2 separate regions of the Homo sapiens genome follow, and region 2 is linked to region 1. A link is an interaction called in ENCODE POLR2A ChIA-PET data of the cell type or tissue named here. Cell type or tissue: endothelial cell of umbilical vein. All regions are shown on one strand. Each heading gives the region's core, and the rest is flanking DNA. Links, peaks and the distances in the headings are about the cores only. Region 1 overlaps PRORP (protein only RNase P catalytic subunit). Region 2 has its middle 28 kb from the start of INSM2.

What was found. Peaks named below come from ENCODE experiments on the same cell type or tissue, not always from the same donor. Only the 100,000 strongest peaks of a DNase experiment are listed, where the experiment ranks them.
Region 2: POLR2A ChIA-PET joins it to region 1 with 6 read pairs; 1 of 35 experiments calls an interaction of 5 or more read pairs at or near these places.

What each region holds. Positions count from the first base shown.
Region 1 is chr14:35,148,290-35,164,017 of GRCh38, reverse strand. The region is part of intron 4 of PRORP (protein only RNase P catalytic subunit); the gene reads right to left. All of the region lies in intron 4 of PRORP-PSMA6 (PRORP-PSMA6 readthrough), which reads right to left. It also overlaps the pseudogene SEPTIN7P1. Among named protein-coding and RNA genes, the nearest start is that of PRORP, 34 kb to the right of the region's middle. RefSeq lists enhancers at 3,781-4,075, 10,632-11,133. In endothelial cell of umbilical vein, for the core only: no CTCF peak of the experiment used is centred there; DNase peaks (open chromatin) are centred at 3,887 and 7,787; H3K27ac peaks cover 1,835 bases.
Region 2 is chr14:35,498,422-35,514,149 of GRCh38, reverse strand. It overlaps the pseudogene KRT18P6. Among named protein-coding and RNA genes, the nearest start is that of INSM2, 28 kb to the left of the region's middle. In endothelial cell of umbilical vein, for the core only: no CTCF peak of the experiment used is centred there; a DNase peak (open chromatin) is centred at 6,999; H3K27ac peaks cover 1,060 bases.

The DNA.
Region 1 (15,728 bases), core at 3,190-11,189:
AATAAATGGTGCTCAGATAACTGGCTAGTTATATGTAGCAAAATGAAACTGGACCCTTACCTTTCACCACATATCAAAATTAACTCAAGATGGATTAAAGATTTAAATGTATACCCTCAAACTATAAAAATCCTAGAAGAAAACCTAGGAAATACCCTTCTTGACATCAGCCTTGGCAAAGAATTTTTGGTTAAGTCCCCAAGAGCAATTGCAACAAAAACAAAAATTGACAAGTGGGACCTAATTAATTAACTAATTAAACTAAAGAGCCTCTGTATAGCAAAAGAAACTATTAAAGTAAACAGACAACTTACGGAATAGGAGAAAATATTTACAAACTGCATCCAACAATGGTCTAATATCCAGAATCTACAAGGAACTTAATTCAACAAGCAAAAAACAAATAACCCCATTAAAAAACAGGCAAAAGACATGAACAGACACTTCTCAAAAGAAGGCATACAAGTGGCTAATAAACATATGAAAAAATGCTCAATATCACTAATCATCAGAGAAATGCAGATTAAAAGCACAATAAGATGCCATCTCAAACCAGTTAGAATGGCTATGATTACAACATCAAATAATAAGGTGTTTTTTTAACTGCAGGTCACAACACCTTACTAGGTCATGAGATCAATTTAATACAGTTGCAACCAGCATTTCAGGGAGAAATAAACAGAACTAAAATAGAGTGCAACAAATACAGCAAGAGTACATAATTTTTTTATGTATACATTTTTTTTCATTTATAAATGTATTATTACATAAAATGTATATTGTATCTGTGTTGTGTTAAAAAACGCTTAAAAGCCACGGGTAATAGGACTCTGTCACATATATAAAACATGATTTTGCCCCAGGGAGCATTATTAATACATTTTATCAGAGGCCTATAATATTTACCTCTGGTAAGTTTATTAAAGAAAGTGCCAGAACCCAAGTTATAAAAATTAGCTCTAATAGATATTAGATATATCATAAAACTACAATAATCAAAATAGTGTCATACTGTTAGGAATGCAGATTAGTGAATCAGAACAGAAAGTCCAAAAAGAGACCTAAATATTTATATGAAGAATTTGGTATATGCTAAAAGTAACATCCCGCTTTATCCCTAGTGGGGTAAAATATGGGTTGTTAAATGATGTTGACACAATTGGCTAATTAGCTGGGGAGGAAATTAAGTTGGAACTATACCTCACATCAGAAAAAAATTCCAAATGGATGAAAAATTTAGAGAAAAACAACAAAAGTGAAGGGAGCAAAAGGAAGTTTTTTGTGTTTGTTGGCTTTTCAATAACCTTGCAACAGAAAAAATCTTTCTAAATATGAAACCCAGGAGCCATAAAAGGAAAGTCTGACAAATTCGAATATTTTAAAGTATACATAGAGAAAAAAAATAAGCCTCAAAAATTGTAATTTAAATCACAGATGATTTTTCAAATAAAGAGCTCCTAAAATTAATATGAAAACAGTCAATAACTCAAAAAACAGACAAGACAGGAGCAGTTTGCAGAAAATAAATATAAGTGCCTCTTAAACCTATGAAAATATGCTCCACCACACTCCAAGAAAATTGTAAATTAATCCTATACTGCAATTTTATTTTTTTACTTCATATAGGCAAAGATCAAAATGTTTGATAACACACTGAATCTTCAAGGTGCGGAGAAAGAATTCTCATATTTTGCTGATCACAGTATATACTGTTAAAATTTCCATGAAGGCCAATCAAAATTAATATGTCTCCATTGTGCTAGCAATTCAATTTGTGGGAATCTATCTTATATCTATCTTGGAATATGTGAGAAATTACAAATGTGTAAGATGATTCACTGTGACACTTTTGTAATAGTGAAAGATTTGAAACAAGTTAAATACTCGTTAATAGGAGACTCAATGAATAATTAAATTATGGTCATTCCATACAGCTAGAAAGAAGAAAAAAGAGAAGGGGAAGAGGAGAGAGAGGAAGGAGAAAGAAGATAACCTATTTTTCAATCTAGAAATATAAAATGATAGCCCACTATCAACTAGATGAAGGACTGAAAAAGTTTCCCTAAAAAATTCTCAATCATCTAGAATCATGAGCTAAAGATGCATGCTCCCTAGCAGTTAGGTATCATTTCCAAGTATTAATACATTATCCTGTAAATTCCAGATAGAAAAGAATTTACTTACAAGTTTAAAGTTATTTCTTAAATCTTGACTGATCTTTGGAGAAATAGATCTAACTCAGGTAAAGATAGTTTAGAAATTAAATTTCTAGACAGAATCAGCTATATTATTTTTAATCCCACTCTTCTTCCTTTTCATATCATATTCTTACAGATTTATGGAGAATAGCTCAAAGAAAGGGCAAAAGGCAATATATTTTTAATTATAAAATCTTGCTCCCAAATTAGAAAGAAACAAATCAGGCCAAAAAATAAAAAAGGCAGTAACACAGCCTGAGTCCTGCAAACCCCAAAATGCTGTTAACTACTTTAAAAAAAGAAAAAATTCTGCTTTCATTCAAGGAGTTTGTCCATGCTTACACACCCTGGAAATCCCCTCTGCTTCACACCTAACCCAGAATCTGCTCTAAAGTGCCAACACAGTGTCTAACTTCCCTTCGTCCTTGGAAGGAAATGTGTAGAAAATTTAAGCCCCTTCACCGATCAAATCGCTTCACTTCTCTGGGCCTTACGTTCCTCAGGAATAAAGTGGGGTTATTAACACATACTTCGAAGGGCTATTGTAAGGACTCAAGAAAATTAAATGATTTGACTGTAAAAAGTCTATACTATAAAAGCCCCTGTATGTGCTTTAGGTAAATAATAATACCACAAGTTTTACCAATAGTTTGTCAACATTTATAACTCTTTGGGTTTTAACACTGGATACCAGGAAAGTAACTTTGCCTGCTTCCTGTTCCTGACTGAGAAATGGGCTCCGGTCTTCACATGGCAGTAGAGTAGATGAATCCCTGAAAGGACCCATAACCTAACTGCTTCCACATGTATAAGAAAAATATGTCTACATTTCAGTTGTTTCCAGGTATTCTGATTCAGGGGCCAAAAAGACCATTTAGCTTGTCGCCTTCAAAGGGCACTAGACTGAGGTAAGATCGATCCCTTTGTAGTATGCATGTATGCATGGTTCATAAATCATGTTTTTTGGCTGAGGATTGCCTGTAGTGCATCCTTAAGGATTACTTTATGCTTTACAATGTGCATATGTCTTCTGATCTATCCTCAAAACAAACTTGTGAGAAAACAGATGCAGACAGAAAGACCAAATTAATGACAACAAAAAAATACAGAATCTTTATTTCTAATTCCCAGTTTACTAATGACTTCATTGAGTTGAATGAGCTGTTTCCTTTCTTTATAAAGCAGAAACAATTTATCAGTCACTTGCAGAAGCCATCAAGTTTTCAATGTTCCCACAGAAATGAAGCAGAATTTACTACCATCTATACTCAATTCTATTGCTAATTTTTTAAAAAAAGAAAATAGTTTGGGCAATTTTTGTCCTCTTTTAGTGAAAAAAATCGGAAGCAGAGAAGAGAATGAAAAAGGAAAAATTTAAATTCCTGAAATTTCTAGTGCATAAATTCAACAGTAAATCTGACTAATGTTAAATATGTAGACAGTAAATCTTTGTGCACTGCAGTAGTAACAGAGTAGCCTGTGAAAGTTATCCAAGTGGAAAGCAGAAAGGAAATGGGAAGTGATTTTACTCTGAAAGAAAACCAAAAGGTGAAAGAGTCCAACAGTAAATAGGACAGGCAGGAATACTCAGGTAGAAATCTTGGGGATATCCCAGGAACATTCATCAGCTCAAATGACGTGTCTTGTACATCTCATCAGTGGTTTTCCCTCCGCTGTCTAACTTATACAAATATCTGAGTAACTCAAGAGCAACGTACAACTGGAAGATGAGTCATTCCACCAGTAATCAACGAGATTAAGGGAAATTCTATTTTCCTGTGAACTTTGGCACAGTTTGAATCTGTTTCATTATTCCTGCTAGGAATCACTACGAATCCAGGTTTGCACACCTTTTCTTCTGCCATTATCAAGCAAATAATAGTAAGCTAAGTGTTAGGTAATTTCCCATCCTCAGAAAACATACACCAGTCTCATAAGGAGGCAGAATTACCAGTATGGTTAAACAGCAAGTGTTACTGAGTCCAAAGATGTGGGTCTGAATCCTGACTTCATCACTTAACCTGTGTGGTTTCAGCAAGTTACCGAACTTTTCTGAGCCTCAGTTTCCTCATTTGTCAAGGAGAGAAAATACTCATTCCCTCAAAGTTATTGTAAAGATTAACTGAAATGGTAGCTATGACATAATAAATGTAAGCACTGGATTATTTAATGTATAAATAACTGTATTTATTACACACCTACTGGATGCCAAGCATTGTGGAAAATAGGAAAAAGGGTGTCCTGTCCCTCAGAGTTTCTAATCTGGTTGAAATAACAATAGATACTGATATGAAAAACTAAACAACACTAAAAAAAGAACACATAGTATAGGATCAATAGCCAGATGTGTGCCAGGGTTAATAAATGCTACAAGTTCAAAGGAAGAAAAGATAAATGCAGACTACAGGGGTCAAAAAAGGTTGTGTGACAGAAAAGGGACTGAGATAGTCACGAAGGAAAAACAGGATTTGGAGGTAGAAGTATATTTTAGATGAGGGGAAAAAGAAGAGGAAGAAAACACAAAGCAGTCTAGAGCCACTAATTAGCTGGCACTGGCTGACGCACGTGTCTGTAGAGGAGAGTGGCAAGCAATGAGGCCTGAAAAGTAGGCTGCGACCAAACTGGAGGAATTACTTGCAGGGCAGGAATGGGAAACTGCTGAAGGTTTTGAGGCAGGGGAGTAATAGGATTACATCAGTGTTTTGAAAAGAATGACCTGGAGTGCGAGATCCACTGCTGATTAGGAGAGGAGCGTCAACAGCAGCACCGTGGTTCTTCTGTGGATTTCTTCTGTTGGAATCTGGACGACTGGAATGATGGAAATGTGTGGGATTTGCCAATCTCCCAAATCAAGTATCCAGAGAATCAGTGAAGAGAACGTTTGAATTCACACTTACGGTGGTGGGAAATCCAGGAAAGACAACATTAATCAACTCATGATTCCTCATAGATTTGCATTCTCCAGAATATCCAAGTCTTTCTCATAGAATTATTACTAAAAAGACTGTACAGGAGGAACAATCCAAAGTTTTAATCAAGGAAGGTAGTGTTAAGTTGCTGCTCACAATAGTTGATACCAAATAGGATTTGGAGATGCAGTAGATAATAGTAATTGCTGGCAGCTCGTCATCAACTACATTGATAGTAAATCTGTGGACTACCTAAATGCAGAATCACAAGTGAACAGATTTCAGATGCCTGATAACAGGGTGCCGGGTTTATACTTCACTGCTCCTTCAGGACATGGAATTAAACCAGATAATAACTTTAAAACAGATAATGAAAGAAATCTAAGAACTTAAAATATATAAATTTCCAGAAACAGGTGAAGAAGACAACAAGCTTGTTAAAAAGAAGAAGGACCATTTACCTCTTGCTTAGGTAGGTAGTAATACTATATCATTGAACTTAATGGCAAAAGGGTTAGGGGAAGGCAGTATCCTTGGGGTGTTGGTAAAGTTGAAAATGGTGAACATTGTTTTTACAATTCTAAGAAATATGTTGATAACACATATGCACGATTTGAAAGATGTTACTAAATGCCCACTATGAAAGGAGAAAACTGGCAGTTGTGACTTATAATGGAGTTGATAACAAATAAGGGCTTACTAAGAGCCTTCTGGCACAAATGGAAGAAGAAAGAAGGGAGCATGTAGCTAAAATGAAGAAGACGGAGCTGGAAATGGAGCAGGTGTTTGAAATGAAGGTAAAAAAAAAAAGTTCAAAAACTGAAGGACTCTGAAGTTGAGCTCCAATGGCAGTGCCATGAGCAAATGAAAAAGAAGCATAACACAAAGAATTAGAGAAGAAACAACATCAGTTTGAGGATGAGGATGCAAACTGGGAAGCTCAACAACATATTTCAGAACAAAACTCTTTGAGAACCTTCAAAAAGAAAAAGAATAAAGAGATCTTTTAAACTATTGATCAATAGTTACGTATTATTAATAGTTACGAATATCCCAACTTGGACATCAGTGTTTGTTGGATCCATTTGACCAATTTGCACCAGTTTTATCCATAGTGATAGATTTAACAGCATGACAAAAATTATTTTGTTGTTGTTCTTAATGGAGATTAAGATGCCTTGAATTGTTTAGGGTGTTGTGTACTTATTAATAGAAAGTAACAGGCCAGGCACCGTGGCTCACACTGTAATCCCAGCACTTTGGGAGGCCAAGGCAGGCAGATCACTTGAGGTCAGGAGTTCGAGACCAGCCTGGCCAACATGCTGAAACCCTCTCTCTACTAAAAATACAAAAATTAGCTGGGTGTGGCAGCGGGTGCCTGGGTTTTAAACACAAGTTTAGCTTCACTGATCACATAGTTTACAGGAACAATGAATGCTGTGGTTTGGATCTGATCATCCAGCTCTGCTAATCTGGTACTTAATAATCAGTTCTTGTTTACTAATAGTCATCTGACGTTTCTCTGATTGTAAGTGGAGAAGCCTTGTACCATCAACACAATGGTGAATGACTTGGGAAGAAACCACATCCAAAAATATCCACAGGTCTGGCCCATGTTTAGGATAGGCTCCTAAGTATATTTTGAAAAAAATGAACGTCCGGGCGCGGTGGCTCACGCCTGTAATCCCAGCACTTTGAGAGGCCGAGGCGGGAGGATCACGAGGTCAGGAGATTGAGACTATCCTGGCTAACATAGTGAAACCCCATCTCTACTAAAAATAAAAAAAATTAGCTGGGCGTGGTGGCGGGCGCCTGTAGTCCCAGCTATTTGGTAGGCTGAGGCAGGAGAATGGCGTGAACCCAGGAGACGGAGCTTGCAGTGAGCCGAGATGGAGCCACTGCACTCCCGCCTGGGCGACAGAGCAAGATTCCGTCTCAAAAAAAAAAAAAAGAAAAGAAAAAAGAAAAAAATGAACTACCATTATTAGGGCAAGAAATATTGACAACGACTACAAAAAAAGGTATTAATTTATGATAGGAACTTTCACCTAAGTCTAATGATTCCTAAGCATCTACTCTGCGAATAAGTTCTTTTCATTTCCCACTGACATTGTATCTGGGGACACTGTACCTTGATATGGCCTTATCATATTTTCTTGAAAAACACCCTCTGCCTATTTTTCTCATTTTGGAGAATTTTACAGGTTAAATAATCAAGATAAGCATTTATACTGCATGAATCTGCAAAGGAACTACAGTATTTTTATTGATATGACAGAATGCACTTTTGCCATTAGTGGTTTTTCAGTCAGCTTGCAAAGAATCACACTGTTAAAGCAGTGATCAGCCTAGAGAGAAGCCTGCTTTTGAGACAACCTGAGTTATCTGCTAATTCAAAACATCTGAACAAAAATATTCCTGGCACAAATGCAGTGAACTCATTACAAAAACAAAAACAAAAACAAAAATAAAACACCTATGTTTAAATTAGCCCTGTAGGTAGCTCAATCCATATGCATTCCACCCTTCCAATTTTAAGTCTCTGAAAGAAAAGCCAGCACTCTTTTAAACACAGGAAATCACATTTTACTTCTCTGCAGCTGCTTCATAACCAAGGAAAATGCAAAAGCAAAGAGGAAATGTGCCGGAGATCTTATTAACAAAGAGTGGAAATCCCCACACTCCACATCTCCCAGTTAGCACTGTTGGGGACATAGGCTCTCAGGTTCATATTTCCCTTTGTGAAATGCCTAACCACACCAGAATTAATCTGCAGTTGCCACCTATGATAAAAGCAGGGGTTGTGCACACTGGAGTATTCCACATTGCCTCTTCAGCTATAGCTTTTACCACACAATGGATTAACTTGTACAGGATTTTTTCAAACTCCTCCCCTAACCCAGAAAAAAAATGTTAATAACCTCTTTGCAAAGCAAAAACAATGCAGTACAGTAGGAAACCTTTATAGAATTGACTCTGAATCTAAATTAGTTGTTCTACTCTATTAAGAAATTTTATCTTGTGCGTTTCAAAAATGGAAAAAGAAACGTGCAAATGACATGACAATTTTCAGCATTTAAAAAGTATAATTTGCTTTAAGAAGGGGACTTTCATTCTCTATAGTGGTATTTCTGAACTGTTTATATCCTTTCTAATGAATATATACTATTTATATTATAATGAATATATAATATGTTTACTTGAGGAAATCTTTACTATAGGAAGATTAGGAAGATGTTGCTTCTGCATGAAAATCACTAAGAAAGCACTGTTTTATAATCTCCCTTTTCATAACTTCTATCCTGAAAGCATATGTGTATTTGTCAGCTTTTTTTTTTTTTTTTTTTTTTAAATAGACACCAGGTCTCGCTATGTTGCCCAGGCTTGTCTTAAACTCCTGGGCTCAAGCAATCCTCCCACCTCAGCTTCCCGAAGTGCTGGGATTACAGTTGTGAGCCACCACAGCTGGCCCTTTGTTAGCTTATAAAAAAAGATTTTCAAGATGAAAATCTTAAACATATATAAAAGTAGACAGAATAGTATAATAAATCCCCATGAACCCATAAACTAGCTTTATCATCTCATGACCAATCTTGTTTCATATATAACTCCATCTATTCCATCCCCTATTTCCCAGTTATTTTTGAAGCATATCTCAGACATCACATCATTTAATCCATAAATATTTCAGTGTTTAGCTCTGAATCTAAAGAGTTTGGGTCAGGCATGGTGGCTCACGCCTGTAATCCCAGCACTTTGGGAGGCCAAAATGGGAAATCACTTGAGCCCACGAGTTCGAGACCAGCCTGGGCAACATGGTGAAACCCCCTCTCTACAAAAAGTACAAAACTTAGCTGATGTGGTGGCAGGCACCTGTAGTCCTAGCTACTCAGGAGGCTGAGGTGGGATGATCACCTGAGCCCGGGAGGTTGAGGCTGTGGTGAGCTGTGATTGTGCCACTGCACTCCAGCCTGGGTAACAGATTGAGACCCTGCCTCAAAAAAAAAAGAGTTTTAACTCACTAGCATTATTAACCCTAAATAAAAATCAACAAAAATGTCTTAATAACTCCAATAACTGGTGTTCAGATTCCTCTGATTGTTCAAATCAGGAACTAAGGGCCCAATATGATCCATACACTGCAAATGGTTGCTTTATCTCAAATTGCTTTTATCTATAGATCATTGCTCCATCTCTTTTTTTTTTTTTTGGCAATTCATTTATTGGAAGAAACTGGGTTGTCTTGCAGTTTCCCACAGATGGTATTTGGTAATTGTACCCTTGAGGTGTAATTTAACATATTCCTCTGCCCCCTGTATTTCCAGTAAATTAGTAGTGAGCTCTAGATGCTTGATCAGATTCATGCATCTAGATTCAGGTTTGATATTTTCACATACCAAATCCTTAACTCTCCTATTTACTATTTCTTAAAATCTTGAAGAACCACGAGCCAAATTTCAACCTATAGCTAAAAAGTAGTGCTGGTTAATAAGGAGGTGTCATGTGCTCTGCTCAAGACATAACAACTTGGAATTTCTCCCTTTAGATATTAAGGAAAGGAGAAAGGTAGACTAAAGAGCTTCACATCATCAAAACCTCAACAACGATTTGATGCTGCCTTCCTTCCCTCCCAAACTGACACTGTGCTACATACAGACTCTGCACTTTTAATTCACCTAAATCACAACTTCCTGTTCTACTGTGCACTGTCTTTGGGGCTCCACTCTCATCTCTGTTCCCACTAGGAAAAGCTGACCTTATCTAACTTTTCTTAACACATAACTATGTGTTATGTGTTAGTTAGAAAGCCTTAACATTGCAGAGCTGGAGTGGGCTTTGGAGATCATCTGGTCCAACTGTCTCTGTTTAAAGACCAGGAAAAAGAACGAAAGTGCTGAAGTAACTTTTCCAAGGTTATTATAAAGATATATGTTAAGTTAGTTAATATTTATAAAGTACTCATAACAGTGACTAGCTTATAATAACCCTTATATAAACATTTGCTTTTTAAAAAGCAAGTTAAAATTAGTTAAGAAACAGAATTAGTACTTGAGTGAGGACCTCTTAAATTTCTCTAAGAACACAAATAATACTCCCTTCTACTTTGCAGTTTGGGGGAATAATGCACTCTACATATACCAAAATGTTCCAGATAACTGAGGCATGTTCCTTTAAACAACCAATTTTATTTCGTTTTAATCTTTTAAAGTCAAGATAATCCAAGATGGAAACTGTTGTCAGAAATATAGTATACAGTTTCCTTCATCAAATGAAGAACACTGAACACTATCTTATTAAACTTCTCAGTGACCCTTTCATTATGAACACAGGGAAGCTTAATGAATAGAACTCATATTTGGGAATCAGACAGATGTGCATTCAAATCTTAATTCTGTTACTTACAAACCTTGCTTGGCAAGTCACTTAACCTCTCTGAGGTTTAGCAAAAAAGGGGAGGCTGCCTTCCTTGTAGGATTGTCACAAAAATTAGAGATCCCTCTCTCCCCACGGTCTCCCTCTCCCTCTCTTTCCACCGTCTCCCTCTGATGCGGAGCTGAAGCTGGACTGTACTGCTGCCATCTCGGCTCACTGCAACCTCCCTGCCTGATTCTCCTGCCTTAGCCTCCCAAGTGCCTACAATTGCAGGCGCGCACCGCCACGCCTGACTGGTTTTTGTATTTTTTTGGTGGAGACGGGGTTTCGCTGTGTTGGCCGGGCTGGTCTCCAACTCCTAACCGCGAGTGATCCGCCAGCCTCGGCCTCCCGAGGTGCCGGGATTGAGACGGAGTCTCGCTCACTCAGTGCTCAATGTTGCCCAGGCTGGAGTGCAGTGGCGTGATCTCGGCTAGCTACAACCTCCACCTCCCAGCCGCCTGCCTTGGCCTCCCAAAGTGCCGAGATTACAGCCTCTGCCCGGCCGCCACCCCGTCTGGGAAGTGAGGAGCGTCTCTGCCTGGCCGCCCATCGTCTGGGATGCGAGGAGCCCCTCTGCCCGGCTGCCCAGTCTGGGAAGTGAGGAGCGCCTCTTCCCAGCCGCCATCCCGTCTAGGAAATGAGGATAGTCTCTGTCCGGCCGCCCACCGTCTGAGATGTGGGGAGCGCCTCTGCTCCGCCTCCCCGTCTGGGATGTGAGGAGCGCCTCTGCCCGGCCGCCACCCCGTCTGGGAGGTGAGGAGCGTCTCTGCCCGGCCGACCCGTCTGAGAAGTGAGGAGCCCCTCCGCCCGGCAGCCGCCCCGTCTGGGAAGTGAGGAGCGTCTCCGCCAGGCAGCCGCCCTGTCTGGGAGGGAGGCGGAGGTGGGGGGGTCAGCCCCCGCCCGGCCAGCCGCCCCGTCCGGGAGGGAGGTGGGGGGCGCCTCCACCCGGCCGCTGCCCCATCCGGGAGGTGGGAGGCACCTCTGCCTGGCCGCCCCTTCTGGGAAGTGAGGAGCCCCTCTGCCCGGCCACCATCCCGTCTGGGAGGTGTACCCAACAGCTCATTGAGAACGGGCCATGATGATGATGGCGGTTTTGTGGAATAGAAAAGGGGGAAAGGTGGGGAAAAGATAGAGAAATCAGATTGTTGCTGTGTCTGTGTAGAAAGAAGCAGACATGGGAGACTTCATTTTGTTCTGTACTAAGAAAAATTCTTCTGCCTTGGGATGCTGTTGATCTATGACCTTATCCCCAACCCTGTGCTCTCTGAAACATGTGCTGTGTCCACTCAGGGTTGAATGGATTAAGGGCGGTGCAAGATGTGCTTTGTTAAACAGATGCTTGAAGGCAGCATGCTCGTTGAGAGTCATCACCACTCCCTAATCTCAAGTACCCAGGGACACAGACACTGCGGAGGGCCGCAGGGTCCTCTGCCTAGGAAAACCGGAGACCTTTGTTCACTTGTTTATCTGCTGACCTTCCCTCCACTATTGTCCTATGACCCTGCCAAATCCCCCTCTGCGAGAAACACCCAAGAATGATCAATAAAAAAAAAAAAAAAAAGATGGATTAACAAAAAAAAAAGAAGAAAAAAAATTAGAGATAACTGATACAAAGATCCTAGCACAAAGATCTTAGCCTGACACTAAGAATTCAGTAAATGGTAACTATTATTCATTTATTCAACAAATTGAGCATCTTTATGTAAAGCACTATTCTGAGTTATGAGGATACAACAGTGTTCTAAACAGGCATTTAAAAATCCCTACCCTTGTGGTGCTTTCACTCTATACAGAGAAAAGATATATAGTAAAAGCTCTGTGTGTGTGTGTGTGTGTGTGTGTGTGTGTGTGTGTGTATGTGTGTGTGTAGCATGTCAGATAAGTGCTATGGAGAAAAATAAAGCAGAGATGGAAAATAGGGAGTGCTGGCAGATTAGAATGGGGATATGAAGGAAAGAGGGGAATCAAGGATGATTCTGACCTTTTTGACCTGAATAGCTAGAAGGAAAAAGTTGTATTTACTGAGATAGGGAAGACTATACATGTGTATAAAGATCGGGAGTTTGGTTCAGTGGTGATCAGAGGCCTTATTCTCAACATCTCAGCTGCTGCTCTTTCACACTGGTAGTTTTCTCTTCCTTCAGAAGTAAGCTGTCTGTCTTCAGCACCAGTATTACTGTTTCTAATCTAGTATCTTATTTACATTATTCTATTCTCTAAGAAGACCAAATGAAAAAGCAATAAAATCGATACATTTAAGCAATAGCTATAGAAAAACTAAATCAAAAATCCTAGGCAGAATCTTTTAAGAAAAATAACACTAAAAGTGTATCACTCTGGGACGTACCTCACTTCCAAATACTGTTTCTAAAAATTCACTTAGTAGATGATTATAAAGAACTCACAACACTTTTCCCATAAATAAAAATTAATTTAAAAATGGCTTGGTTTCCAAGCCAAATGATGCAATGGGTTATAGTATAACAGTAATAATGCCAACCTGAATCTGAGAGAGAAAAGATCACTCGCTGTAAGAAAGATAAGACTCTCTTGCCCTTAGCACAAGAAAAGTCAAGTATCTCCTTTGCACACTCCCACCTTGTTTCAACCTCCTAAAGGTGACTTTATCCCTCTGTCTCTAGCACACTACTCCACACAAAACTTTCCATTTGAGCACCCCCCTCAGATCAGCCCCTCAAAACGTTCTCTATGAAAAATCACCAACCCAACTCTAAAACAGCAGCAGCCAAACACCCATAGCCACACATAATTTTCATTTCCTTGTAAAGCCAAACTCAGCTAGGCTTTAGGAGGAAAGTACACTGCTTCAAGCTAAATCTCATAAAAAAGCCTGGATCCCAGCTGGTAGAATTTCAGTCAAGTGTTACATAAAAGAAAAAGAATGAAGAAATAAGGAAAACATTTGACATTGGGAAGGCCACTGCTAGGAGTGACCTGCTTGTCCTTTTAACTTTTTAACCTTCCTAAAATTCTGAATTCATTGATTTTTCTAGAAGCTTTACATTTTTGGCCAGAATTCTTGCACCGACATACCTGAATGGTAATTGTTTTAGGGCACCAGAAACCGTGCTGCTGTAAGACAGTAAACTTAATCAATAAATGTTGTGTGACTTCTGATTGCTCCACCAACAGCCATTTCCCCATCTTTCTCCCTCTGTTCAGGCCTCCCTATTACCTGAGACACAACAATACTGAAATTAGGCCAATTAATAATTCTACGATGGCCTCTAGGTGTTCAAGTGAAAGGAAGAGTCTCCGGTCTTACACTTTAAATCAAAAGCTTGAAATCACTGAGCTTAGTGAGGAAGGCATGTCAAAAGCTAAGACAGGGCTGGGCATGGTGGCTCACGCCTGTAATCCCAACATTTTGGGAGGCCGAGGCAGGCGGATCACTTGAGGCCAGAAGTTCCAGACCAGCCTGGGAAACATGGCGACACCCCATCTCTACTAAAAATTAGCCGGTGTGGTGACACATGCCTGTAATCCCCAGCTACTCGGGAGGCTGAGGCATGAGGATTGCTCAACTGAACCTGGGAGGCAGAGGTTGCAGTGAACTGAGATTATGCCGCTGCACTCCAGCCTGGGTGATAGAGTGAGACTCTGTCTCCCCGCCTTAAAAAACAAAACAAAACAAAACAAAAAAGCTAAGATAGGCCAAAAGCTAGGTACCAAACTTTGCAAATGCAAAGTTCTCGAAAGAAATCAGAAGTGCTACTTCAGTGAACAAATAAATGATAAGAAAGCAAAATAGCCTTATTGCTGATATGAAGAAAGTTTTGGTGGTCTGGATGAAACATCAAACCAGCCACAACATTCTCTTAAGCCAAAGCAAGACCTGAATGCTTCAATTCCACAAAGGCTGACAGAGGTGATGAAGCCGTAGAAGAAAAGTTGGAGGCCAGCAGAATTTGGCTCAAGAGGTTTAAGAAAATAAGCAATCCCCATAACATAAAAATGCAAGGTGCCAGTCATGGTTGCTCACACCTGTAATCACAGTACTTTGGGAGGCTGAAGCAAGAGGATCACTTGAGGTCAGGCGTTCGAGACCAGTCTGGGCAACATAGCAAGATCCTATCTCTACAAAAAATTTAAAAATGATCCAGGTATGGTGGTATGCCTGTAGTCCTAGCTACTTGGGAGGCCTAGATGGGAGGATTACTTGAGCACAGGAGTTCGAGGCCCCAGTGGACTATGATCATAGCACCACACTCCAGCCTGGATGACAGAATGAGACACTGTATTAAAAAAAAAAATTAGGCCGGGCGCGGTGGCTCACGCTTGTAATCCCAGCACTTTGGGAGGCCGAGGCGGGCGGATCACGAGGTCAGGAGATCGAGACCATCCTGGCTAACACGGTGAAACCCCATCTCTACTAAAAATACAAAAAAATTAGCCGGGCGTGGTGGCGGGCGCCTGTTGTCCCAGCTACTCGGGAGGCTGAGGCAGGAGAATGGCGTGAACCTGGGAGGCGGAGCTTGCAGTGAGCCGAGATTGCGCCACTGCACTCCCACCTGGGCCACAGAGCGAGACTCCGTCTCAAAAAAAAAAAAAAAAAAAAAAAAATTAAAAAGTGCAACATGTAGGCTGCTGGGAGGTTATGGGCACAGACTGGTGGAACCAACACAAAAAACAAAAAAAGTGCAAGGTGAAGCAGCAAGTACTCATGTAGAAGCTGCAGCAAGCTATCCAGAAGATCTAAGATCACTGATGAAGGTGGCTACACTAAGCAACAGATTTTCCGTGGAGACAAAACAGCCCCTTCTATTGGAAGAAGATGCCATCTAGAATTTTCATAGCTAGAGAGAAGTCAATGCTTGACTTCAAAACTTCAAGGGACAGGCTGACTCTCTTGTTATGGGCTAATACAGCTGGTGACTTTATTGAAGTCAATGCCCGTTTACCATTCCAAAAATCTTAGAGTCCTTAACAATTATGCTGAATCTCCTCTGCCTATGCTCTATCAATGGAACAAAGCCTGGCTAACAGCACATCTGTCTACAGCATGGTTTACTGAATATTTCAAGCCCACTGTGGAGACCTACTGCTCCAAAAAAAAGACTCTTCAAAATATTATTGCTCAGTGACAATGCACTTAGTCACCCAAGAGCTCTTATGGAGATGTATAAGGAGATGAAAGTTGTTTTCATGTCTACCAACACAACATCCATTCTAAAGCCCATGGATA
Region 2 (15,728 bases), core at 3,240-11,239, 350 kb before region 1:
AAGAATTATTTGGTAGGTAAACTATAAACAATGGTCATATTCTGAGCCAGTGAGTTCTTCTTTCCCTTTCTGTGAATGTGTGTATAATGAGAGGAAATTAAGAGAAAGAATTTCTAGCCTGTTGTAAAAACAGTCAACTCATTTAACCTAAAAATATGTTGTACAATTTGATGTTTGAAAAGTGCTTGGAGAAACACTCAATGTTTTAAATCTCTGTAAGAAAACAAAACAGTATTCATAGATTTTTCTATCTGAATGTTTACCCCTCAGGTGATGGTATTAGGAGGTAAGGCCTTTTAGGACGTGATTAGGTCATGAGGGTGGAGCCTTTTAATGGGATTAGTACCCTTATAAAATAGGCCTAAGGGAACTCATTTATCCCTTCCATCTTGTGAGGATACAGCTAAAAGACACCATCTCCATCTGTGAACCAGAAAGTGGGGCCTCAGTGGATACTGAGTCTACTGGAGTCGATCTTGGATTTCCCAGCTTCCAGAAGTGTGACAAAAAAGAATTCTGTTTTTTGAAAGCTACCCGGTGCATGGCATTTTGTTATAGCAGCCAAACAGACTAAGACAATTCTAGAATAATGAAATTTTAATTCTTTGAAATTATATCTCTTATCAAGTAAATTAAGCAGCTCAAATGCAAACTTCCTCATTATTTTAGCTCTTCTTTAATTTTCTACAAAATTTATAAATCTGCACTTCACATTCTACTTCTTGAATATATTCTACGGTGTGTTGTTCTCTTGTTTGTTTTTGCTGTTGCTTTAATTTTTCTTTGTGTTGTTTTGGTGAATAGAGTATTATAAACTCCTTATAGCCACAACGATCTATCTCACATCTTGATATAACCCATAGCACCTAAAACAGTTGAGTGCTTAATGCATATTCATTGGCTTGAGTTGAAGAAAATATCTAAAAAGGACTTGAAAGATCCTATGTCCATTTCCCTGTTTTCAGAATCACACTTATATCACTCTAGAGAGATAAAAACCAGTCCTTCTGGACCTCAGCAAAACCTGAGTCCTGCCCTCTCGCTTTCCTCCCTGGATAGCATGAGCTTCACCACTTGGTCCACCATGTTCTCTACTAACTACCAGTCCCTTGGCTCTATCAAGCCGCCAAGCTATGGCGCCCTGCCAGTCAGCAGCATGGCCAACATCTATGCAGGTGCTGGGGGCTTGGGCTCCCAGATCTCCATGTCCCACTCCACCAGTTTCTGGGGCAACTTGGGGTCTGGGGGCCTGGCTGTGGGGATGGCCAGGGGTCTGGCAGGAGTGGAGGGCATCCAGAATGAGAAGGAGACCATGCAAGGCCTGAACGACTCCCTGGCCTACTGCCTGGACAGAGTGAGGAGTCTGGAGACCAAGAAATGGAAGCTGGAGAGCAAAATGCAGGAGCACCTGCAGAAGAAGGGACCCCAGGTCAGAGATTGGGGGCATTACTTCAAGAACATCAAGGATCTGAGGGCTCAGATCTTTGCAAATACTGTGAGCCATGCCTGCATCGTTCTGCAGATTGACAGTGCCCATCTTGCTGCTGATGACTTTAGAGTCAACTATGAGACAGAATGGTCATGCGCCAGTCTGTGGAGAGCGACATCCATGGGCTCCACAAGATCACTGATGACACCAATGTCACTCAGCTGCAGCTGGAGACAGAGATGGAGGTTCTCAAGGAGAAGCTGCTCTTCATGAAGAACCACAAAGAGGAAGTAAAAGGCCTACAAGCCCAGATTGCCAGCTCTGGGTTGACTGGGGAGGTAGATGCGCCTAAATCTCAGGACCTCAGCAAGATCATGGCAGACACCTGGGCCCAATATGACAAGCTGGCTCAAAAGAACTGAGGGGAGCTAGACTACTGGTCCCAGCAGTTTGAAAAGAGCACCACAGTGGTCACCACGCAGTTCGCCGAGATTGGAGCTGCTGAGAATACACTCACGGAGCTGAGACATACAGTCCAGTCCTTGGAGATCGACCTGGACCCAATGAGAAATCTGAAGCTCAGCTTGCAGAACAGCCTGAGAGAGGTAGAGACACGTTACCCATGTAGATGGAGCAGCTCAATGGGATCTTGCTGGCACACACGGGCAGAGGGGCAGCACCAGGCCCAGAAGTATGAGGCCCTGCTGAACATCAAAGCTAAGCTGGAGGCTGAGATCACCACCTACCACCGCCTGCTGGAAGACAGGGAGGACTTCAATCTTGATGATGCCCTGGACAGCAGCAACTCCATGCAAACCATCCACAAGACCACCACCTGCAGGATAGTGGATGGCAAAGTAGTGTCTGAGACCAATGACACAGAAGTTCTGAGACACTGAGCCAGCAGAAGCAGGATACCCTTTGGGGAACAGGAAGCCAATAAAAAGTTCAGAGGTTAAAAAAAAGTCCTTCTGTTAAACCCAAAAAAAAGTGGTTTCCACCACCTTTAAAGTCAGTCCTGTCTAGTATTAAAAGTACTTACAGAAAGCTGGGTGTCCAGGCATGGTGGCTCACACCTGTAATCCCAACACTTCGGGAAGCTGAGGCAGGTGGATCACTTGAAGTCAGGAGTTCAAGACCTGCCTGGCCAACATGGTGAAACCCTGTCTCTACTAAAAATATAAAAATTAGCCCGGGTGTGATGGTGCACGCCTGTAGTCCCAGCTACTGGGGAGGCTGAGGCAGAAGGATCACTTGAACCTGGGAGGTGGAGGCTGCAGTGAGCAGAGGCTGTGCCACTGTGCTCTCCACTTGCTCCACCACCTTCTTTACCAACTACCGGTCCCTGGACAACAGAGTAAGACTGCATCTCAAAAAAAAGAAAAAAAGAAAGAAAGCTGGGTGTGATGGCTGGCACCTGTAATCCCAGCTACTCAGGAGGCTGAGGCAGGAGGATCACTTGAGGTTAGGAATTCAAGACCAGCCTAAGGAACATAATGAGACCAACCCCATCTCTGGGGAAAAAAAAAAAAGAGAACCGAAAGGAAATTTTATATATATATATATGGAAAATTATGTAAAATATACATTTCATAATTTTATTAATTATAAAATAATTATTTAATATATGAAATATAAAAGGATACATATATCCTTTATCTTAGGGGTCCCCAACCCCAGGGCCATGGACCCAGGCCACATAGCAGGAATTGAGTGGCAGGAAAGCGAGCATTACCACCTGAGCTCTGTCTCCTTTCAGATCAGCAGCAGCATTAAATTCACGTAGGCACACGAACCCTGTTGTGAACTGCACCTGTGAGAGATCTAGGTTGGTGCTCCTTATGAGAATCTAATGCCTGATGATCTGAGGTGGAACAGTTTCATCTCAAAACCATTCCCACCCCCACCCCTGTCCATGGAAAAATTGTCTTCTATGTAACCAGTCCCTTGTGCCAAAAAAGTTGGGGACCACTGCTGTATCTTTTTTATTTTATCCAAAAAGCTGCAAATAGCATTTGCTATAATATATTACAAGACTTATAATACTATTATCTAGAAAATGTACTTTTTAGCCTTTCTTTCTGTAGAATATTAGGGAAAAATCGATGAGATAATTAAAAAGGAAAAAGTGGAAATATTCATGAAATAGGCAGAAACAACTATTAAGAATAGCATTTTAATTCCTGGCATGAGGTTTTAAAGCCCAACATACAAATTTAATTCCTCTTTTAGTACAGTGTTTTTAGTATAATAACACCTTATGACTCAAGAACTGTGTACCTCAAAGTAAATGAAATTGAGGTTCAAAGATATTTCAAGCCATTCAAAATATGAAGGCACCCAGTGACTATAAATTACTAAACTTCTGGCAATCTGTCTCTTTTCCTGACATCCGATTAAAGTTTTATCATATATGGCTATTAATTATTGTTTTGAGCATGGGCTTTGAATTTCACTGAGTTCACCAGCTCTAGACACTTACAAATATGTTTTGCTATAAATTACTGGCACTGTTTCTGTTGATATTCAGCATAATCAAACATTTGTAAGCATGCTGTCTTTTCAATCTGTTCAGCTGATGCACTTTACCTGATCTTTCATTAAAGTAATCAAAACACTTGCTGTGTCGCATCTAATGAATGTTGCATGTATGATTAAGTGCTTTCATTCATATTGCAAGTTTGATTTAATGTAATCTGCCTTTCAGACAGCCATTAGCCTAGTTCCTACATGAATTCGATTAATTGGCTGAATTCTTCCAGATGTCCATTAAGCATTACAGGAATTTCTATGTGGAAACAGCAGGGACTGTCTAGCACAGAAGCAAACAATGAAATGTTATATTGCTGCCATGACTTACAAAAAGCTGGATTCATTTTCATTAATAAAACATCTGTACTCCTGCACAGCTATGCATTGACATGCATTTATTTTATATGTTTATTTCTCTTATGACCGTAAAAAGATAGTTAAACAGAAGCACATTTACTGAAATATAGACCCTGAGTTTAACAGATGCTGATTGACAAAACAGCTCAATTTTTAAGTTTATGGTAGGTCCTAAACGGAAGAAAGTACACTAACAGACACCTGTTTGAAACAGAATTAAAGAACGTCTGGGATTATACCAATAGAAATAAATGTATTAAAATGACATTAAAGGCTGATTTTGAAAATTATTTGATTGTCCTATCCACTCCCAAATCCGTTGGATCTCTTTAACAGAACAGGTCAAATATATCTCTTGCTGGGATGTTCTTTAAGTAGTTGTATCTTCCTCTCTCTCTCTTTTTTTTTTTTTCTTTTGAGACACAGTCTCACTCTGTCACCCAGGCTGGAGTGTGGTGGTGCAATCACGGTTCACTGCAGCCTCAACCTCTCAGGGTTCAGGTGATCCTCCCATCTCAGCCCCCCAGTAGCTGGGACTGCAGGCGTGCATCACCACGTCTGGCTAATATTTGTGGAGTTTTTTGTTTTTGTTTTGGTTTTGGTAGAGATGGGGTTTCACCTTGTTGACTGGGCTGGTCTTCAACTCTTGAGCTCAACGGATCCGCCCACCTAGGCTTCCCAAAGTGCTGGGATCACAGACATGAGCCACCGCTCCTGGTCTTTCTACTTGGTATGTTTTGTTTTGTTTTTTGTTTTGTGTTATTCGAAATGAACAGGGAGAGATTTAGCCTTGAGCAGATCCTAGCTCAGTGCATTTTACCACTTAATACATGCTATTTACAAATCATTTGGGAGATTTACCACAACTAATAATTGAAACAAAAGGTAAGTTTGAAAACAAGCCAGTTTTACACAGGGACAGTTATATATTCTCTAACGTCAAATGTTCATCTTAAAATTAAGAGTACCACACAAATAACTTTTTGTGTTATTTACAAGGATCTACAAATTGGTGCTATCAATTAAAGCTGAAAATCTTATGTTTCATTTCATAATTATATCTCCATTTCATAATTATAAATCATCCCTGCTATAAAGACATATAGTATTGAATTTTTTTTTTTTTTTGAGACAAGGTCTCACTCTGTCACCCATGCTAGGGTACAGTGGCATGATCATAGCTCACTATAGCCTCTAACTCCTGGGCTCAAGTGATCTTCCTGCATCAGCCTTCCAAGTAGCTAGGACTATAAGCGTGCACCACCATGCCAGGCTAATTTTTTCTATGTTTTATAGAGATGGGATCTCCCTCTGTTACCCAGGCTGGCCTGGAACTCCTGACCTGAAGTGATCCTTCCACCTCAGCCTCCCAAAGTGCTGGGATTACAGGAATGTGCCACCATGCCTGGCCTGTAGTGTTGAAATTTAAAAGTAAAATGCCTTTTATCCTTTCTTTACACAATTAGAGACAACATATATACTTGGAGAGAAAGAGAGAAAGTATTTGGGAGGCCAAGGCGGGTCGATCACCTGAGGTCAGGTGTTCGAGACCAGCCTGGCCAACATGGCAAAACCCTATCTCTACTAAAAATACAAAAATTAGCCAGGCATGGTAGTGGGCGCCTGTAATCCCAGCCACTCGGGAAGCTGAAGCATGAGAATCGCCTGAACCCAGGAGGCGGAGGTTGCAGTGAACTGAGATCCTGCTACTACACTCCAGCCTGGGCAACAGAGCAAGACTCCGTCTCAAAAAAAGAAAGAAAGAAAAGAAAGAGAAACATTCCCATTATAAAACATGCATGCAAATCATTAATCATAATATAAATTTATAATTGAACTTTGAAATTTCAAGTTTTACCTGAAATAACTTCTCTATTAGTAGTTTCTACTTCATTGGAGAATTTTTTTAAGTGATTATTACCTACTAGTTTATCCTGAGTAGGTAAAGCTACAGTAACTGAAAGAAGGCCTGTTTTAGGATCAGATCATCAGTCATATATGCCATGTTAATAAGATGATGCCAATTGGGTTTCTATGATGGGGCTTAAATAGGCAATATCAGCCTTGACCAGATTTGTTAGTCAATTTTTTCAGAAAAGAAAATCCTATAAAGGAAAATACTAGTCTTCTTGTTGGTCTTGGTGCTATAATCAGGCTTAAAAATACTAAGCTTTAAAAATATTTGAATGTACCTTCTTTTTCACAGTCATTCAGCAAAAATTCATCGGACACCTACTATGGAAATATAAAGACATATAAGTCACAATCCCTGCACTCATAAGAGAAAGAAAATAGCTAAGTGTATTACATGAAAAGTACCATAATAAAAGTCATTTAAAGTCCTATGACAGCATTAAGGTGGGAGTACTCCCCTCAGTTCCTCAAGCTTCACAGAGGAGTGAACATTTGTGCTATATCTTGAAAGATGAGTAGGAATAAGGTAGTCAAACTAAGAGAAAGGATTGGAGAGTAATAGGGTACCTCAAGCACCAGTAGGGCATGCTGTCATGGGGGTGCATTACTCTCCACTCCAGTTGTTTCCTTTCTTGTCAAGGGACATCCATTAGAGCAATGGTCCTGGACTCTTTCCATCCCTTCACTCATCATTTCTTCCCAGTTGTAGAGGAATTGCTTATTTTAACTAATGAGTTAGGGAGCAGGAACTTGGTATGCTTGACTCAGCCTCAGCCACTTCCTTCCTCCCTCCTCTGTCTGATAGACCTGGTCTGCTCTTGGCCTTACATAAGCTTAGAAATAATTGGTTGCTTATGAGAGATGAGGCCAGTAGTTATCCTGTTCTTCCTGAGACAGGATGGGTAAGTATGTCTAATTCTGGGCTTCAGAATTAAGAAGGCTTTTAGTTTCCATATATAAGCCACATTCTCCAATCTAGGCATTGTTGGTAATAATAGTGATATTTTGTTCTCAAACTGCCTCCTTCAGTTGGTTTAGAACTCAGGCAAGGAACTGGGATGCTATTTGTCGTCCACCCCCTCTTCTCCCCCAAAAAGAAAAACCCTCAAGTAATGTAGAGGCCTAGAGCCATGAAAATCGTGTATTCAGAGTGTTGAAGCATAAAGTGATTGAGAGGAAAGGTGAGAAATGAGACTGGAAAAGTGAGGCCGGATTGTGAAAGACACCAAGCCTTGACAGGAATTCGCTGAAACACTTTGTTACAATGTATAAAGATGGAGATGATATGTCGGAAACTGGCCAAATGCCCAAACAGAGCTTCATTAGATGCGATCCCTTGCTTCTCAGACAGTGACTTTCCAGCTTTATTAAAGTACATTAGAATCATTTGGAAGCCTTGGTAAAATGCAGATCTTGAGCCTCATCTTTAAAGATTCTGATTTAGTATAAGTACAATATGAGTCTCAGGAATCTGTATGTTTAACAAGCTCCCTAGATGATTCTCATGCCATAAATTTTAACTTTTCTTGGCGAAATACTGTTCGAGGGTCTGAGCTAAAACTTTATCATTCTAGAAATTCAGTTTTGTCAGAATAGTCAAAAATGTTCAGATTCATAATCAAGCCCCTGAGATACTTAAATATAAACTAGAGTGCTGACTGATTTAAGTTTAATGCTGACTGATTTAAGAATTAATTAATTAAGAATTTAAGTTTAATGCTGACCGATTTAAGAATTAATTAATTAAGAATTTAATGCTGACTGATTTAAGAACTATAGCTTTAAAAGGACTGGGGTCCTTGGGGCTGTAAAGAACACATCCTCTCTCTGTGGGAAAATCCATATGGGAAGCCACACTGTAACCAAAGATTGCTTGATCACTTTGGATTCATGGCAGTGAGAGTTAGTTGGATCACCATTACTAATGGCATCAAGCTTGTCTGATGTATCCATCTTCACTGTTGAGAATAGACTTGCAAAGGGGATTGGAAGCTGCTAAGGGGAGTGGAAGTTGCTTCCTCTGCCCAGGGCCATGCTGAAGACACACTGAGAAATTCCTGCTCTTGGCCTCTCCTTTTTCTAGTCTCCTTTTTTAACACATTTTTCAGGTAAGATTAAATATAATTGACAAGGTTAAAGATTTAGATATACTAATACAGACACATTTTCTTGAAAATATACTTGTTACCTTGAAAAGAGTTTAGATGCTCCTAGAACTCTACCATTCACAGAGTATTGGTTAGGACTAAATATTTCTATAAATGAATATAAGCTTCATGATGTCAGGGACCTTGACTTCTGGTTCACCACTTTATCCCAAGTGCTTAAAATAGTACCTGACATAAAAGAGTAGTCAATAAAATATATATTTTTGAATAGATGATTAGCCTCATCTATTACATTTTTATTCTTTTCATTTTAATTTTTATTCTCAGAGGCAAACCAATTCCAAAATCTGGGGCTACCTTGCCCCTGCCGCTTATGAATTAACCACACACCTCGACGAAATGCCTAAAGCAAAATCAGCTGCTTTAAAAAAAAAAAATTTGGTTTTTTGTTTCTCACTACTACACTAATGAGGATTAAATTTTTTGCCTTTGTTACACTTTTGTGATTGGGATGTAACATGTTGTCAGAATCTGTTTTCATTTTTACCATCAATCTCTGAGTTTATGTTTTGTGAGTTCCCAACTGGTTAAAAAGAATAGGAAGTCTCTGCTTGCTCAAGAATAAAAAAGAAGAGAAATGGAGATGACTAAATACCATTTCTTCTAGTATTTGTGATAGCCAGCTAAATCTAACGACTTTTTCCTTGACGTGTAAGTGAATATCACCAACCTTCTTCAGAAAAAAAATGTGAGGGGAAGTTCTTTAGCTTCTGAGCTTAAGAAATGTTGATAAATATTTGAAAATTCAACTAATTAAAAATGAAATGCAGCCAGCTAAGCTCCAGTCATTTTTAATTTACAATATTGCTTTGCTTTCGAGGCAATGTAGACAAGTCACAACTTCTTTTGATGCCTGAGGGATTGAAAAAATTAAATCAGCAGGATTGGCTATTGATGTTTTCTAGCAAATGTTTTGAAATCTCTGCCTTTCATCCATCTTGTAGGAAAATAGGATTGCTTTCTGAGCCTTCAAAGATATTAATTCCTTTAATAAATCCTTACTTATGTGTTGAAAACTTCCCACAGTTAGGTTTCTGTAGCAATCTCTACATCGGGGTAAATGTTGCCCGCAGGCAGACTCCCAATTTTTTTTCCAAGTATCATCACTCTTGGTCTGAAACTGGGGCTAACCAACATTACAACAGATTAAACATACCTTCTGTTCAGCCTCTTTTCATAAGATTTCTTTATTATATTCTTTGCAAGGCAAATTTCGTGACAGGCTGTTTGCCTTCCTGGTGATCAGCACTTAATGAGATAAAGCACAAACATAAGCAGTGACTGTCCCAGTTTTGTACTTTGATCCCTGCCTCTCTAACCAATGTGAAAAAAGATAGAGAGCTACCTGAGATTCTTAAAATGCAAAGAATATTTGTCATATAGTAAACCAATCAGAGCTTCATTCAATAACAAGAATAAAAATTGAATATAAGAAGTTAAAAACAAAGCATAGATGTGTGCATGCATGAAAGGTGGGCTTGAGGGGGAAAGGAAGTTGACCATATTGTGAAGATTTTGTGTAGAGCATCTATCTATTTCTCTAATACTTTTCACAACAACAATTGTAGAAAGATAGTAGAAATGAGAAGATAGTACCAAAACTATCAGATGACCCTCTTGAGGACAGCATTATTTCAGAGAGTTTCTTTTATTAAAAGGAGGAAGCATTTATGATGTTGGTTTAAATGTTGTTCTGAGACATTCTCCTTGAAATTCCTGCTTAAGGGATTTAATATTAATGTGCCTCTGCTTAAAAAAAAGTATAAAGTTTTCTCTTTTTTGTCCAAGCCTAAAAAGAAGAATGATAAATAGACTGGCTTTTGTGGGAAAGAAAGAAGCTCAATAATGACAAGTAAATGAGCTAACACCTTTTCCCTGGAGACTAAAGAGGGAGGGACTAGATAGCTTCTGACTATAGAAAGGGAGACGACAAAGGAAAAAAAAATTAGTGCAGTGAGCAGTATTAGGAACGTTTTGAGGGACAGTTTGAGAGCCTGCAACACAGCAGGGTATAGCGTTTCTTTTTCATGAAGAGTCTTTATCTAGCATCCTTGAATTAATAATTTACTTTAGGCTGGTATTTCCTGAAAGTTAAAAATCCTAAGGTTATGAGCCCTAAATAAATAAACAGTATTGTCTTAATACTACTGACCATGAAACTATATATTTAAAGATAAATTTTAGTATTCCATTTTTTCCTATTAAGGTGTAATAATGAAAAATTAAACATTACATTAAATATTCTATTTTTAGAAAAAACATGTTCCTAATTATGTATATAAATGGATAGAACTAGAGATACATATATGTATATGTAATAAGCACGTAATTAGAAAAACTAATCAGGTGTGTACCTTCCTGTTGTCAAAGTCTATCATTTCTTTAAATAGCATGGTCTGCCTTTATTGAGGAAAAATACATAAAAATAAAAATATTAGAATTCCTATAAGTAAATTTTAATTTCATTATTCAAGATGGATCTATGCTTACACTTTACTATAATGCCATCCATAATGGTTTACTCAATGTCAAAAATATATATTATCCTTGATAATTGAACTCTAGAGATCTAGTTGCTAGTTTTTTCCTTTTGCTACTCACCCTCAGTTTCTGATTCCCCAAGTCTGAGAAGAGTTATGAGCATCTCTATTTTTTTATTTTTATTTTTGTGGGTATATAGTAGGTATAAATATTTAGGGGGCTCATGAGATATTTTGATACAGACATACACATCAGGATAAATGGGGTATCCATCCCCTGAACATTTATGCTTTCTTTGTTTTACAAACAATCCAATTATACTATTTTAGTTATTTTTAAATGTACAATAAATTATTGTTGACTGTAGTCACCCTGTTGTATTATCAAATACTAGCTCTTATGGGAGTATTTGGTATTTGGTATTGGAGTATGTACATATGAATATATGTACAAAAATATATTTTTGTACGCATTAACCATCTCAACTTGCTTCCCACTCCTTTCTACCCGTCCCAGCCTCTGGTAACCATCATTCTACTCACTACCTCCCACAAATGAGTGAGAACATGCGAAGTTTGTCTTTCTGTGCTTGGTTTATTTCACTTAGCATAACGTCTATCAGTTCCATGCATGTTGTTGCAAATGAAAGGATCTCATTCTTTTTATGGCTGAATAGTACTCCCTTGTGTATATGAACCATATTTCTTTATCCATTCATCTGCTAAAGGACGCTTAAGTTGCTTCCAAATGTTGGCTATTGTGAATAGTGTTGCAATAAACATGGGAGTGTAGGTGTCTCTTCAGTATACTGATTTCCTTTCTTTGGGGTATATATCTAGCAATGGGATTGCTGGATCATATGGTAGTTCTGTTTTTAGTTTTTTGAGGAACCTCCAAACTGTTCTCCATGTGGTTATACTAACTTATATTCCCAACAACAGTGTACGAGGGTTCCCTTTTCTCCACATTCTCACCAGCATTTGTTATTGCCTGTCTTTTGGATAAAAGCCATTTTAACTGGAGTGAGATGATATCTCACTGTAGTTTTGATTTGCATTTCTCTGATGATCAGTGATGTTGTGCACCTTTTCATATACCTGTTTGCCATTTGTGTGTCTTCTTTTGAGAAATGTCTATTCTGATCTTTTGGCTATTTTTAAATTGGATTATTAGGGCTTTTTTTTTTTTTTTTTTTTTTTGCCCTATAAAGTTGTTTGAGCTCCTTTATATTCTGGTTATTTATCCCTTGTCAGAGGGAGAGTTTGCAAATATTTTCTCCCATTCTGTAGGTTTTCTCTTCACTTTGTTGATTGTTTCCTTTGCTGTGCAGAAGAAGCTTTTTAACTTGATGTGATCCCATTTGTCCATTTTTGCTTTGGTTGCCTGTCCTTGGGGTATTACTCAAGAATCTTTGCCCAGTCCAACGTCCTGGAGAGTTTCCCCAATGTTTTATTTCAGTAGTTTCATAGTTTGAGGTCTTAGATTTAAGTCTTTAATCCATTTTGATTTGATTTTTGTATATAACAAGAAATAGAGGTCTAGTTTCATTTTTCTCCATGTGGATATCCAGTTTTCCCAGCACCATTTATTGAGGAGACTGTCCTTTCTTCAATATATGTTCTTGGCACCTTTGTCGAAAATGAGTTTACTGTAGGTGTGTGGATTTGTTTCTGGGTTTCCTATTTGTTCCGGTGATCTGTGCTTTTATGCCAGTACCATGCCGTATACTCTAATGGTTTAAAAACTATACTACTATATTACTATAGCTCTGTAGTATAGTTTAAAGTCAGGTAATGTGATTTCTCCAGTTTTGTTCTACTTCCTTGGGATAGCTTTGGCTATTCTGGATCTTTTGTGGTTCCATATAAATTTTAGGATTGTTTTTTCTATCTCTGTGAAGAACGTCACTAGTATTTTGACAGGGATTGCATTGAATCTGTAGATTGCTTTGGGTAGTATGGACATTTTAACAATATTGATTCTTGCAATTCAGGAACATGGAATATCTTTCCATCTTTTATATCCTCTTTAATTTCTTGCATCAATGTTTTAGTTTTCATTGTAGGATCTTTCACATCTTTGGTTAATTTCTAGATATTTTATTTGTAGCTATTGTACATGGGATTGTTTTGTTGATTTCTATTTCAGATTTTTCACTGTTGGCATATAAAAATATTACTCATTTTTGTATGTTGATTTTGTATCCTGCAGCTTTACTGAATTTGTTTATCAGTTCTAATACTTTTTTGGTGGTGTCTTTAAGTCTTTCCAGATGTAAGATTATATTATCTGCAAACAAGGATAATTTGACTTCTTCCTTTCCAATTTGGATGCCCTTTACTTATTTTTTTATTTTATTTTATTTTATTTTATTTTATTTATTTTATTTTATTTTATTTGAGGCAGGGTCTCACTCTGCCACCCAGGCTGGAGTGCTTTGGCATGTTCATAATTTACTGCAGCCTTGACCTCCCAGGTTCAATTCATCCTCCCACCTCAGCCTCCCAAGTAGGTGGGACTACAGGTATGTGCCATCACACCTGGCTAATATTTTGTAGAAATGGGGATCTCACTATGTTGTCTAGGCTGGTCTCAAACTCCTGGGTACAAGTGATCCACCCACCTTGGCCTCCCAAAGTGCTGGTATTACAGGTGTGAGCCAGTAATGGCTGTGCCTGGCCCTTTATTTCTTTTCTTGTCTGATTGCTGTAACTAGGACTTCTAGTACTATGTTGATGAAAGTAGGCATCCTTGTGTTCTAGATCTTAGAGGAAAGTATTTCAGTTTCTCCCCATTCAATATGATGGCAACTGTGGGTCTGTTCACATACGACTTTTATTATGTTGAGGTATATTCTTTTTATATCCAGCTTTTTGAGGGTTTTTATCATGAAGGGATACTGAATTTTATCAAATGCTTTTTCAGCATCAACTGAAATGATCATATGGTTTTTGTCCTTCACTCTGTTGATATGATGGATCCCACTGATTGATTTGTGTTATGTTGAACCATCCTTGCATCCCTGGAATAAATCCCCCATGGTTATGATGAATGATCTTTTTAATGTATTGTTGAATTCAGTTTGCTAGTATTTTGTTAAGGATTTTTGCACCAGTGTTCATCAGGGATATTGGCCTGTAGTTTTCCTTTTTGCTGTGCCCTTGTCCGGTTTGGGTATCAAGGTAATACTTACCTTGTAGAATTAATTTGGAAGTATTTCCTCCTCCTCTATTTTCAGAATAGTTTGAGTAGGATTGGTATTAGTTCTTCTCTAAATGTTTGGTAAAATTCAGCAGTGAAGCCATCGGGTCCTGGGGTTTTCTTTGCAGGGAGACTTTTTCTTTTTCCTTTTTTTTTTTTTTTTTAGGAGAGGAAGGGGAGAAAAGAAGAGGGGAGGAACTGAGAGACTTTTTTTTTTTTTTTTTTTTGAGACAGAGTCTCACTCTGTTGTCCAGGATGAAGTATAGTGGCACTATCTTGGCTCACTGTAACATCCACCTCCTGGGTTCAAGCAATTCTCCTGCCTCAGCCTCCTGAGTAGCTGGGATTATAGGTGCCCACCACCACGCCCAGCTAATTTTTGTATTTTTAGTAGAGATGGGTTTTTGTCATGTTGGCCAGGCTGGTCTCAAATTCCTGACCTCAGGTGATCCGCCCACATTGGCCTCCCAAAGTGCTAGGAGTACAGGCATGAGCCACCATGCCCAGCCTGGGAGACTTCGTATTATGGTTTCAAGCTCGTTATTTCTCATTGGCCTGTTAAGGATTTAGATTTCTTCATGGTTCAATCTTGGTAGGTTTTATGTGTCTAGAAATTTATCCATTTCTTCTACATTTTCCTGTTTGATTGCTCATAGTAGCCACTAATGATCCTTTGAATTTCTGCAGCATCAGCTGTAATGTCTCCTTTTTCATCTCTGGTATTAATTTGAGTCTACTCCTTTTTTCTTAGTCTAGCTAAAGGTTTGTCAATTTTGTTTATCTTTTCAAAAAATCAGCTTTTTACTTTGTTGACTTTTCTATTATTTTCTCCATTTCAATTTCATTTATTGGCATTCTGGTCTTTACTTCTGCTAATTTTGGGTATGGTTTGCTTCTGCTTTTCTAGTTATTTAAGATGCATTGTTAGGTTGTTTATTTGAAGTGTTTCTACTTTTTAAAATTTAGGCACTTATAGCTACAAATTTCCCTCTTAGTGCCTTTGCTGTGTCCCACGGGTCTTGTTTTTTTGTTGTTTTTGTTGTTGTTTGTTTGTTTTTTGAGATGGAGTCTCACTCACTCTGTTGCTGGGGCTGGAGTGCAGTGGTGCAATCTCAGTTCACTTCAACCTCCTCCTTCCAGGTTCAAGCAGTTCTCCTGCCTCAGCTTCCCAAGTAGCTAGGATTATAGGCATGTGCCACCATGTCCAGCTATTTTTAATAGAGACAGGGTTTCACCATGTTGGCCAAGCTGGTCTTGAACTCCTGGCCTCAAGTGATCTGCCCACCTTAGCCTCCCAAAGTGGTCTGCCCACCTTAGCCTCCCAAAGTGGTGGGATTACAGGTGTGAGCCACTGTGCCTGGCCAGTATTCCATAGGTTTTGGCATGTTGTGTTTCTATTACCATTTGTTTCAATACATTTTTAAATTTTCTTCTTCATTTCTCATTGACCCACTGGTCATTTAGGAGCATGTTGTTTAATTTCATGTGTTTGTATCATTTCCAAAATTCCTCTTGTTATTGATTTCTAGTTTTATTCCATTTTGGTCAGAGAAGATACTTGATGTAATTTTAATTTTTTTGAATTTTTTTAAGACTTGTTTTGTGGCCTAACATATAGTCTGTGAGAATGATCCATCTGCTAAAGA